Regions from separate parts of the Mus musculus genome. Here region 1 is linked to region 2. A link is a contact called in ENCODE Hi-C or POLR2A ChIA-PET data. All regions are on one chromosome and are shown on one strand. Each heading gives the region's core, a stretch centred on a gene start or an enhancer-like site at or near the end of the contact. The rest is flanking DNA. Distances are from core to core; before and after follow the strand shown. Region 1 has its middle 33 kb from the start of Gm10494. Region 2 holds the start of Cdc42ep3 (CDC42 effector protein (Rho GTPase binding) 3).

The links. Hi-C counts contacts between places; a loop is a spot of excess contacts on that map. ChIA-PET counts read pairs that join two places held with the same protein, here RNA polymerase II (POLR2A).
Region 1: a map of heart shows a loop between it and region 2 (5-fold over the local background). The contact joins the enhancer-like site here to the promoter of Cdc42ep3 in region 2. A Hi-C loop is called at or near these places in 6 of 37 maps with a recorded cell type or tissue (Patski and heart). POLR2A ChIA-PET finds 5 or more read pairs at or near these places in 1 of 5 experiments (Patski).

The regions. Positions count from the first base shown.
Region 1 is chr17:79,540,781-79,546,436 of GRCm38, reverse strand. No RefSeq gene overlaps it. Among named protein-coding and RNA genes, the nearest start is that of Gm10494, 33 kb to the right of the region's middle. Within about 2 kb of position 2,107, at least 1 of the 3 ENCODE cell types and tissues checked has a DNase peak (open chromatin) inside an H3K27ac peak, as active enhancers do.
Region 2 is chr17:79,353,753-79,358,924 of GRCm38, reverse strand. Cdc42ep3 (CDC42 effector protein (Rho GTPase binding) 3) reads left to right here and starts at 3,834. Exons shown (of 2, transcript NM_026514.3): 1 at 3,834-4,108. It overlaps Gm17315 (predicted gene, 17315), which reads right to left and starts at 4,226. Exons shown (of 2, transcript NR_165822.1): 1 at 3,921-4,226; 2 at 905-3,100.

The sequences.
Region 1 (5,656 bases), core at 858-3,357, 190 kb before region 2:
ACTCTCAGCTCCTCCTTTACCATTCCTGCCTGGATGCGGCCATGCTCCCACTTTGATGATAATGGACTGAACCTCTGAACCTGTAAGCCAGGCCCAATTAAATGTCCTAATAAGAGTAACCTTGGTTATGGTGTCTGTTCACAGCAGTAAAACCCTAACTAAGACAGTGCCTATGTATTTTACGTTTACACAGAAACTCAAAGACAAAGCAGCTTTGGTCTTTTGGCTTGAAGTACATGGTACCTAGTAGACTGGCAAAGAGGGAGGAAGGTGGGAGGCAGTAAGGCAGTCCATGATGGAGTCTGCCCAAATGAGGAAAGACTCATTTTATTAGAGCATACACACCCACAGAAGATGTCTCAGAACTGGCAGTGAACTATCCTTCTGGTTCACTTTGTGCCTTTGGCAACACCCTTGTCTTGGCCTCCAAGTAATGTGAAGGAGTTTGTACAGGGCAGAGGCGCTGTGTCTTTAAATTACTAAGACACAGGGAATAGAAGCAAGGAATGTCACATATCTGAGGAACCTGGGCACATATCCCTGGACCCCTGACCTGGCAAGACTGCTTTCCTCTCTATGTTTTCTTCCTTGATTGGCCTGCTGCACACTCACCCACCAGGTCCCTATCCCTATGCAAAATAGTCCCTCGGACTAGGACGAGTGGTGACAGGCGGAGCTTGTCTGAACAAATGTCCAAATGACTTAGGAGATTTCGTTAACTAATTTTGCTAATTAACTTCTTTCAACTAACTAACTAAATAAATAAATTTCCTGGTCATTTGGTCAGTTCCAGGACCAGTGGAAGAAAACTTGGCATAGTGCTTATGGTGGAGTGAATTGGGTGCAGGGGTATTCGCTGGGATCCCCAGGGGAATACTATCCCCTGTGATGAGAGCTCCAGTATCAGGGCTCTGAGAGCCATGAGACAGGCACCCGGATGTAAGTAGCCTGGGATGGGGAAGCTGGGCACGCAGAATGAGTAGCAGTTGTTCAGGTAAACTTGACGCTGCTAGAAGACAAAGGGGATATTGAGAGGGTGTCCATCACAAAGTGAACAGCAGACTCAGGGTAACTTCTTGCAGGCAGGAGGAAGTCTGCTGGATCCCAATACAGGAAGAGGTTGGATAAGCCTCGCACACTGAATGTGAGGGAGCAGGCGTGGAGATTGATGTATAAAAGAGACTGAGGCAGGGTGCATTTGAGAACCTGGGAGACGATTTCAGGATTAAGTGATTGGATTTGCATGTGAAAACCTGTTCCTTTTGGCTTCAGGATGAAGACTGGGTTGGATGAGCATGGAAAGGGAGGTTGGTAGACTGGATAGCAGTGACTTGTAGCAATGCAGCTAGAGAACAAGGTGAGAGGAGGTAGGCTGTGAGCACTGGCCCATGACACTTATCCTGACTCTGTCCTGTGTATGTTCAGGTGGCCTCCTAGGTGTTCCGATGCCAGACCATTGCTCACCCTGTCAGAGCTCTGGTCAAATGGTCTCTGATCACCTTATAGGCCCACACATGACTGAGATCTTAAAACAGGGGTGGAGAAGAGAGAAAGGAAGACATAGTGGCCAAGAGAAGCAGACCTGTTGTCTCAAAGGCTGCTTTCTTCTTCTGTTCTCTGGAGGCTGCTAGAAGTTGGCAGATATATTATGGGTCAAGACCTACTGAGGCTGTTCCCCTTTTGTTTTTAATTTCTAGAATGTCTTAATACATGTCATTTTATCTCAGGAAATGTGTCTGCAATTTTGCAGATACACCATGCCCAGGGTGGCTCTGGCTATGTGAGAGGCTACCCGCTCACCCTGAAGTCCGGGTCACTGCCGGATCCCCTGCTAAACCCAGGCACTCCCTTGCTATGGCACAGTGACTAAGTCATGGAACTTGGTGGTGTTTTATCCAGCAGACCTGTTTTCTTGATCTGGACTCTGAAAGAGGAAGCCTTGTTGCTTCTCCTGGATACAAACCTACAGCTTCCTCCTCTGTGTGTCTGACTTCAGATAGGCTGCCTGCCACCCCACCCTGACATCTGGCTGAGCAGTAGGAATGGTGTGTGTTGGACAGAGCAATTCAGAGCTGAAAGGCCTTGGCAGAGAGGTGGGAGGCAGCTTTTCTGGCCCGAATTCCACCTACCGGCTTTGAGCCAACATTTCTTTTCCTTCCTTTTGCAAACAGCCTGTTCCCCCACAAGACCTGGACAGGGGAGAACTAATTTACATAATGGAGACTCAGGTAACAGAGATGGGACATGAGCCTTGGGCCACAAACGATGTGTTGAGTTCAGGAGCCCCACTACTTTGTGTGAGGTTTTGATAGGAGACTCGGCAGCATCTTCATCGGCTCCTGACCGTGAGCAGCCAACTCGGGAACTTCAACAATAAGCATTACTCCTGCCAAGAAAAGCTGGCTGACATCCTGGAAGGCAACACCCAGCTGCTCCCATCTTTGGCAAGAGACACAGGGCAGGCAGGAGCTCTGAAACACACAAAGACCCAACAGGCTGATGAGTACCCAGGGTTCATTAAATTTCTAGGCAGAGTTAACTTATCCTGTGTTCACATCTTGCAGGTTGAATTAAGTAGGGAGATATAGTCTCTGTGATATAGGCCTGAACAATGTACACTGGAAGAAGGCCGAGAAAGGGAACATTAATGACATAGGCTTGAATGCTACAGGTCGCATAGAGTCATTGAGTTTGTGCATGGGAAAAAAAATGAAGTCTATAGCAAAACAGAACCAGGTTGCTTCTTTTGAGTAAATGGTTAGTAGGTTCCAGTGCCAATATTCACATCTTGTTTACTATCTGACCACTTGGTCAAGGAGTAGACATGTATAGGGTACTGCTTCGTGTCCTGTTAAGGACAGATGTTGGTGATCTCCCCTTTAGGAGATCACTTATGGATAGCTTACAAACTTACTTATGGATGCTTACAATGCTTTGCTTCTGTGCACAGCCCCCACGTGACTAATCTTGAGAGCGAGGCTAACCTTACTACATTGTTGAGTTAGCCCATGCACAAGAAACAAGGGCTTTTGTATAAACTAAATTACACCATTGGGCTTTTAAAAATATATCATAAATCAACAGAAAGATTCTTCTGAAACATTTTCTGTAGGCAGCTGAGGAAGCGAGCCACAGTTCACTTGTCGCTCTCTCTACCACCATGTTCCCTGACACAGAATATCTAGGTTTGAGGTCTGGCTCATCTTGCTTCCAGTTCTGGGATGTTATTCCCGTTGCATGCCTTGACTTCACTAATGGTACAAGGGCATAAGAATGACACAACCTCAAAAGCGTAAAAATTAAGTTGGATACAATAAAGGTAAAGTATCAAGTATCTAATGACATTGTATCACACTAACACTAAGGTACCATCCTAATAGGATGATACTATGAGGGATCTGGCTTAAGCATCATGCAAAGCTATAGAACACTTAGGTTGCACACTTAGTGCCCTCTCAAACAATAAATACCTGAGAGTATATAAGCCAAAAGAAAAACACAGCAAACTACCTTAGACGTTAAGTGTGTTTTGGCAGGTGACAAACTTTCCATTTAGGTGTGCTAGAGCCCTGGATTGCCATTGCAGAAGGAGGTAACGTAACTCAGGCTGTTTTGGGTTGCAGGGACAGGAGGAAAGCAGAAGAAACCAGAGAAGTCGGGTCAATGACTTCAGCAGTGACGGCAGTCAGTGAGGAGCCACATGGGCTCTGTAGCTAGAAGAGCTCTTCGGAGCACAAAAAAACGTACATGCCTTAACTCCTTTGTATTAATGTATTGTTTACTTTTAAAATTGCTTCAAATAGTGTTTTTGATAATTTTATACCTTTATATAAGTTTGATCATCATTTATTCATCACACTCCTCCTTTATGCCCTTTCCCTGAAACTCCATCAGGAAATCTTTTACTTCCAAGAAAGTCCCTTTCTTATATCGATATCTTAAAACATTAATAATAAGCCCTGAGTTTGATTGTGATTGCTTGCAAGTGTGGGGGTCACTTCCTGAATCTTGGGATCTTGTCTGTGGTTGCATCTTGAAGAAAAACAAATCCCCATCCTTCAGCAGCCATCAAGTGGCAATCACTCCTCATAGTCCCCTAGCTATCCAGTGCTGCAGTGTTGACTGGTTTAGTCTTGGGAGGACCTTCTGCTGGCAACCATAGCTCCATGTCGTATCTATGAGTGCGTGGTCCACGTCATGCTCAGAAGTCAGCACTTCACAGGATTTCTCATCCTGCTTTAATTCTTACAACCTCTTAGCTCTCCTGAATTTTGTGATGTTCCCCGAGTCTGCAAGGAGACTGATAGAGATATCCAGGTTTAAGGCTGAGGATTCAATAGTTATTTATTCTTAGCACTTTGAGTGGTTATGAGTCTCTTCGTTGACTGCTGTTGACTACAAAACAATGCTTCTCCAGTTAAGAGCAGCACTAATCTACAGATGTAAACATACATAGCTACAAGGCATTTTGACATGCCTATTTATTAAAACAACATAAATAGGCTCCTTCTTGGGGGCCTCTGACCTTCTCAGCTGTGGTTTTTGAACAGGTTTACAGTATCGGGTATAATTTTTTTTCCCTATGTAGAAGACGTCAAATCCAATTTAGAACAGCAGTTGATTGCCTCCATGACATGCCCGCCATGACTGAGCAGTGAGCACATCTTAGTTGGCAGGTTAGTATTCTCATCTGCAAGATCCACAGCTTGGTAGGTGCGTGGACAGTCTTTCCTCCCCAGCAGCCTGCATTGCAACTTCGAGCACTTTGAAAACCTAGCCAGCAGGGAGGAAGTTTTCAAGGCAGTTCTAGCTTGATTTTTCTGTGTCCTGTGCTCAAAGTGCAGTACCTTCAGTAATATGGGCTCCCCATCTGTTCTGGTGGACATTCAAATGAATGGCAATAGCCTGTGTTGTTTTAGGCACCTCTGAGCCCTCTCTGATCAGCAAATCCATAGGGAGGTATTTCACTCCTGGTACTGGGATCTTTGCTTACCACCCCGTGGCCTTTGAGAGAAGCATTAGCCAGCCATACAGAGTAACTTTATTTAGATTCCTTTAAAAAATTCTACATTTCTAATTACTGTACAAAGTAGTGAGTTTCCATAAGACTTTTTACACATCTTTAGCATTGGTTAGACCTTTCTCTATACACTCCTCATCCGCGTATTCCCATCCCTAACTAAACCTTTCTACTCTCAGTGTTTACACCTCCCCCATCTACTTTCATATTACATGCATTCAATTATCCCTTACCTAGCTTAGGGGTTCTTCTCCTCCCACCTCCAAGAGACCCTTTCTAGCTTCTGACATCTATAATAAAATACCCTGGTTTTGTTTTGTTTTTTACCTCTGATTGAGAAACAGGTAGAAACCCAGAGCAACTTCTCCAACACTAAGAAAAGCAGAGTTAAGACGCAAGTCTAGACCTCTCATATCTGGTCCCATGTGACTTAGTACGTGAGAGAAGGCAGGAAGATGAAGGAGTAAAGCAGGACTTGTATGCCACAAGATGTCATCTACCACAAAGTCTTCTAGTCTCTCATTTTATCCACTCCATTACTTAACAAATATGTCATAGGCTGACTTTCCTACACACAGTGATGGCTGAGGCATGACTCAGTGACCATTGTTGTCCTCCCTGAGTGCACATTTTCCA
Region 2 (5,172 bases), core at 2,585-5,084:
TTTCCACTAACCATCAGATCGATTACACCTATGTCTATAGCTGAAGGTCTTATCCATGATTGAATTAGTGCTGGGCCATGGTTAGTAATCTCACACAAATTGTCTTCAAAGTTCCAGGCTGACCTTCTGCCCTGCTTAAACCCGTAAACCAGGCCTGCCGTTTGCATGCTACCATAGTTTCCAATATACCATTTCCTGCTCGGTCGGATTAGGTGAAGCTCAGGCTCTTAACCAAAAGGTGACTTGAGTTTCTTTATTTACAAGGAAATTGCTAGTTAGAAAATTTCTAAGCTATTTGGCAACTAGTGAAGGCAATTCATTCCCACTGGTGACTGTATAGAGTTCCTCTCAGGTGTAGCTAAAGTTTGTGAGCGAGGGGAACACCTAAGCTGCAGCTAGAGCCGCACTTGAAACATTGTAATCAAGCTGGGAGCGTAGCTCAGTGATAGGCTGTGTGCCTAGTATGTGCCCTGGGCTTCATCCCCAGCACCTTCAAACAAAAAGTCTCAACCTTGCAGTTTCTTACTGGCACCGCCCCCCTCAGATCTAACTTGGGGGGGGGGGATAATGGGGAACATATATGCTTCAGTTCAACCCGAATGTGGCATTTTAGGAGGAAAACCCCAGCTGAGCACACACGAGTACATTTCAGCTTTGCCAGAAGAAAAATAGTTATGCATTATACATGGACTACAAAGACGCTTTTTTGTAAGCTTTCCTTTCAAATGTTTGAGTTTTAGAACTTAAAACGTTCCATGTGTTTTGTGTTTCTCCTTCAGTTAGACTAAAGTAAAGGGACTGAAATTTTGGTTTCAGCAGTTGTGCGGTCTATCCCAGGAATGTTTAATATAATATTATCCTGTGCTATAGAGTTTGTAAATAAGGCTCTTAGACTCATGGCTGATTGCTATTAAGGACTTTTTATTCAACAGATATTATTGTTATTATTACGTGCCAGGCCCTGTTTTAGGTACAGAAGCTACAAAGTACTTCATGCCCATCCATCCATGCATCGCAGAAAACAGGCCATAACCAACACTATAAATACATATGATGTCATGTCAGGTCATGAAGAAACTATTCTTCCTGCTTTATTCAGGGAAAGGGAATTTGGGTGGGACTGCTATTTTAGGGGAGGGAAAGTCTCACCCTTGAAGTCTTATTTGAAAAAAAAAAGATCTTAATGAAGGGAGAAAGGAGGCTTTGAAGCTTTGGGGGAAGAAGTGTCCTGGACAGATAGAGGGCAGGGCTCAGCAGGCATAAACTGAAGGGCAGCTTGGAGTCTCATATGGTGGGATGAAGACAAGTGAGAGCAAGTATTGGCAAGGCAGCCATGAACAGAAGCCACGTGACAGTTCTCCCTACTCCATCCTAGGGGAAACCAACACTAGTCTAGCTTCAGTGGGAAGTCAAAGAGATGATAGGGACTCATCCGTAGGCCCTGCGTGCTATAGCTATTAGTCCTAGACTTCCAAGATTCCCACTGATTTTTTCCCAAGGCTAACCCTCTCTGAAATACAGTCTCAGAAGTCTCAGTCGTCACGAAGCGAAGTTTTCCTTTCTGCTTAGCAGGAGAGCCTCCTGAAGTTAACAAAATCTAAACCCACGGAACCAAAAGGCTGCCATGACTAAATCAGGAAATGAACTCATTTGGAAAGAAAATTCGCAACATGAGGGCTTTTTTCCTCACTGAAGGTGTTCAGCACAAATAAAATAACACAGCCTCAGGGAAGCCAGGATGGATCAAGTCAGCACTACCAGAAACCCTTGAAGAGGTAGGTTACACATGCACTGTCTAGGGCTCAATGGTAAAGACTTGTTTAAAACCTCATATAGAAAGAAACCACCTCTACGTGAAACAGAAACAGCTCATAAGAATGAAAACAGAGTTTTGGCATAAAAGTTTTAACTTATAGCCACCTGCCACCCTATGTTTGCACAAACTGTAAAAGAAATTATTTACTTAGACACGTGGAAATGGACTGCATTTAATGGCAGCTAACAATAGAACGAATTTTAAAAATCACACACATGACATATGTGTAAGGAATGCTTTTATGCGTAAAAAAGGAATTTTCATACAGCATTTCATAAATGTATATACATGCATATTTGTACTTTTAAAAATACCATATGTAATGAAAGCTGTGCATAAATATTTATAAAAATACCTTTATCTAACTAGGCCAGTAACATTTAATATTTTTCAATAAATTCATATATAAAATATATACATTAGTGCCAAATGGAACATATATTTTGAAATATGAACCCCAAGTAAAACTCTGAGGAATTCGGAGTGGAACCCAGGTATCTGCCAAAGGCAACTTCGGAGCAGTCGGTCATTCGGAGAAGGGAAACAGTGCCGGGTCCCTTATCTTCACCGACTGTTTTGCTTGTCAAAATTCTGGTATCACTTCTGCGGTTTTGTATTTGACTTCCGACCTCATGGCCGTTTAACCTGCCAACTATTATTTTCTTTGAGGCTTTTAACACTCCACCCAAGTATTTTGCTTTCCCCAACAGTTGTGTCCGCTTCCTTTTTAAATTCATCTTAACGTCGACCGTGGTTTAGGACCTGGGCTTAAAGTGCACCCGGTCTAAGGTTTCAGAGCGATTCAGATTGGGGGCACCCTTGTGATGACCCCGATAGCGCCCAGGGAAGCCAAGGTCTCCAGGAGGGGCTCTGCTTTGTGCCAGGATTTCCAGGCAACCTGAGAGTCCCAGGGTTGGGGCCAGACCTGGAGCGTGCGACTACTCGGGGTTCTAGCTCCTTTTCCAGGTCAACCAAGCCGGCGGGGGACATCAACGCCGGAAAACACCACCTTTTCCTGTCTCCAACCTGGCGGACTAAGGGAGAAGGAAGAGAGGGCGACCAATTAAGACAATTAACATTAATTCTCTGGGTTCCTACAGAGGTCCAGGGACAGAGGGGCGGGTCGTCCTGAGGCCCTGGCTGGGTGACCGACAGGTGCAGGTGTCGCCACGGGCGGAATTTTACGGTCCGGAGCAGCAGCAGCTGCGCCACTTGCGCCGCCTCGCAGAGCGTCCCGGAGAGCCGCCACCCGCTTCCGCAGCTTTAGGTCAATCTCTGACAGACCTGGAGGGGGAGGAGACGTCACCCTCCCGACAGGAAAAACCTGCTGCGTCTGCGTTTCTCTGCGTCCCGCAGGCTCTCAGCCTCCACCCCGCGTCTCCCGCGCGTCAGATCCGCGCTCCAGGTTTTGGCGACAGCTTGCAAGGGGAGCCGGCTGCACGTTGACAGCACGCGACCCTCCTTTTCCCTCCCGAGAGCTACAGCTGCCAGGGGGTCCCCAGGGAGCTGCGGCCGCGCTGCGGCGACCCGGTCAGGTGGCCCTTCTTCCCCGCGCAGGTCCCCTTCCTCCGCTGCGAAGCCCCGCACTGCTAGGTGGGTTAGGTAGGACAGGGAAAGGCGGGGACACGAGGGTGAGCACGAGGGTCCCGGGTGCGGGCGGAGTCCCATTGTTCTCCCGCACCGTACGGACAGCAACGCTCTGGGGTCCCCTCTTTAAAGGGAGCACCCCGCCACTTTTCTTTGTGCCTGAGGGAGCCCCAGCCGGCATTGCCTCTGAGAGAAGCCACCACTGGGAAGGGGTGGAACTGGGAGGTGACAGTGGGTAGCCTTTGTCCTCCAAGAGTCCGCAGCCTCGCCTCCAGTCCTGCGGGTCTGGGGGTGGTGGGGAGGTGGGGGACAGGTACAACGGAGGGACGGTCCAGGTCGGCCCGCACCCTTCTCCCCGCCCTGCCCTGGCCTCACAGCCCCGCCCCGCCCCGCGCCGGCCCCGCCCTGCGTCCTGCGCCCCGCCCTCGGCAGGTTGAGGCCCGGCGTCCGGCAGCCGCGCGCACAGTGTCGCGGGCGCTTCCAACTGCCGCTGGGAGCACAGCAGCGGGACGCTCACCGACAACCCAGTTCCGCAGCGGCTGCCTCCCGGGAGACGCCGCGCGCAGTCCCGGAGCAGATTCTGCGGTGAACCGTTGCCGCCCCTCTGGTTCTGCGCGCACCAGCGAGGACTGTTGCGCCCTCGGGAGGCGACCCGGGCCGACGCCCGGCCCTCCGGGCAGAAGCTAGGAGCCTTAGAGACTGCTGGTGAGTGTGTGACCCAGGCTGTCTCTCCACCTGTAAGACTGTCCGACCCTCAACCTAAGCCCCCTTCCAGCTAGTGCAGATGGTGGCCTTGGAAGACTTAGAGGGTGCGAGGATAATCTACCGCACCGCCTGGTTGAGCTGATGTTTAGAGGATCAAAGGGGACATCATGCTTGACGTCCGGGAGGGGGGATCAGGACGCGGAGCTCTGCCACCTACTTCTTTAGGGTGGGGCTGCAGTCAGCACGGCCCCCTCCAGGCCATTGACAGCCATTCTGGGCGCGTGTTGCGTTTTTCCAGCAGAACAAACCGCACTTGGCTACCGCGGCCCTCTAGTTGTGTGTTTGCACCGATGCGGCGCGGCGCGAGAGTGCACCGCGCAGCTTGGCAGTTTCCGAACTGACAGAGGCAGCACATTGTAGCTGAGGCTCCAACCTGCAGATCTGGCAGTTGGGGGAAAAAAATTTTTTTTTTCTTTCTCGACTGCGGTTTCTGAACAACTGAAGCGTTTACAAGATCTTTACTCCCTCTTCCTCCTCCTTCCCCTCTCCTTCTCCTCCTGCCTCTCCTCCTCCTCTTCCTCCTGCTATTGCTCTTCTTCCTCTTCTTTTCTCTTCCTTCTCACTAAGTATCTTGACACAGCCATGCGAGGACGAATGGATCCGGCCAGTCAGTTTTTTTCTTTATGAATTATTATACTCCACCCCGCTCTCGCCTTTGGGAGGGAAGGCATGTGTTTCATCTTATAAATAGAAAGTAGCATATTTTTTGGCAGGACCTGCTTTATACTGCACCGTCTAGGAGAGGTCAGTTTAAAAATAAATATGCACTTGAATGTTACATTACCGAGCCGGCTGTGGCTGGGACAAGCTGCGAGTACAGCGGCATCAAAGCTGGGCGCACATCTGTGTTGAAAGGAGTTAAAGCCCCAGAGTGCAGCCCCGGCTGACAGTCAAGTAATTACATTTTGTTTAAAAAAAAAAAAGTGAGTGAATTAAAAGGAGGGTGGGAAGAGGAATGTCAGGCAGGGACTGGAGCCTGAATCTTTGCAGCCTTGGTGCGTTTG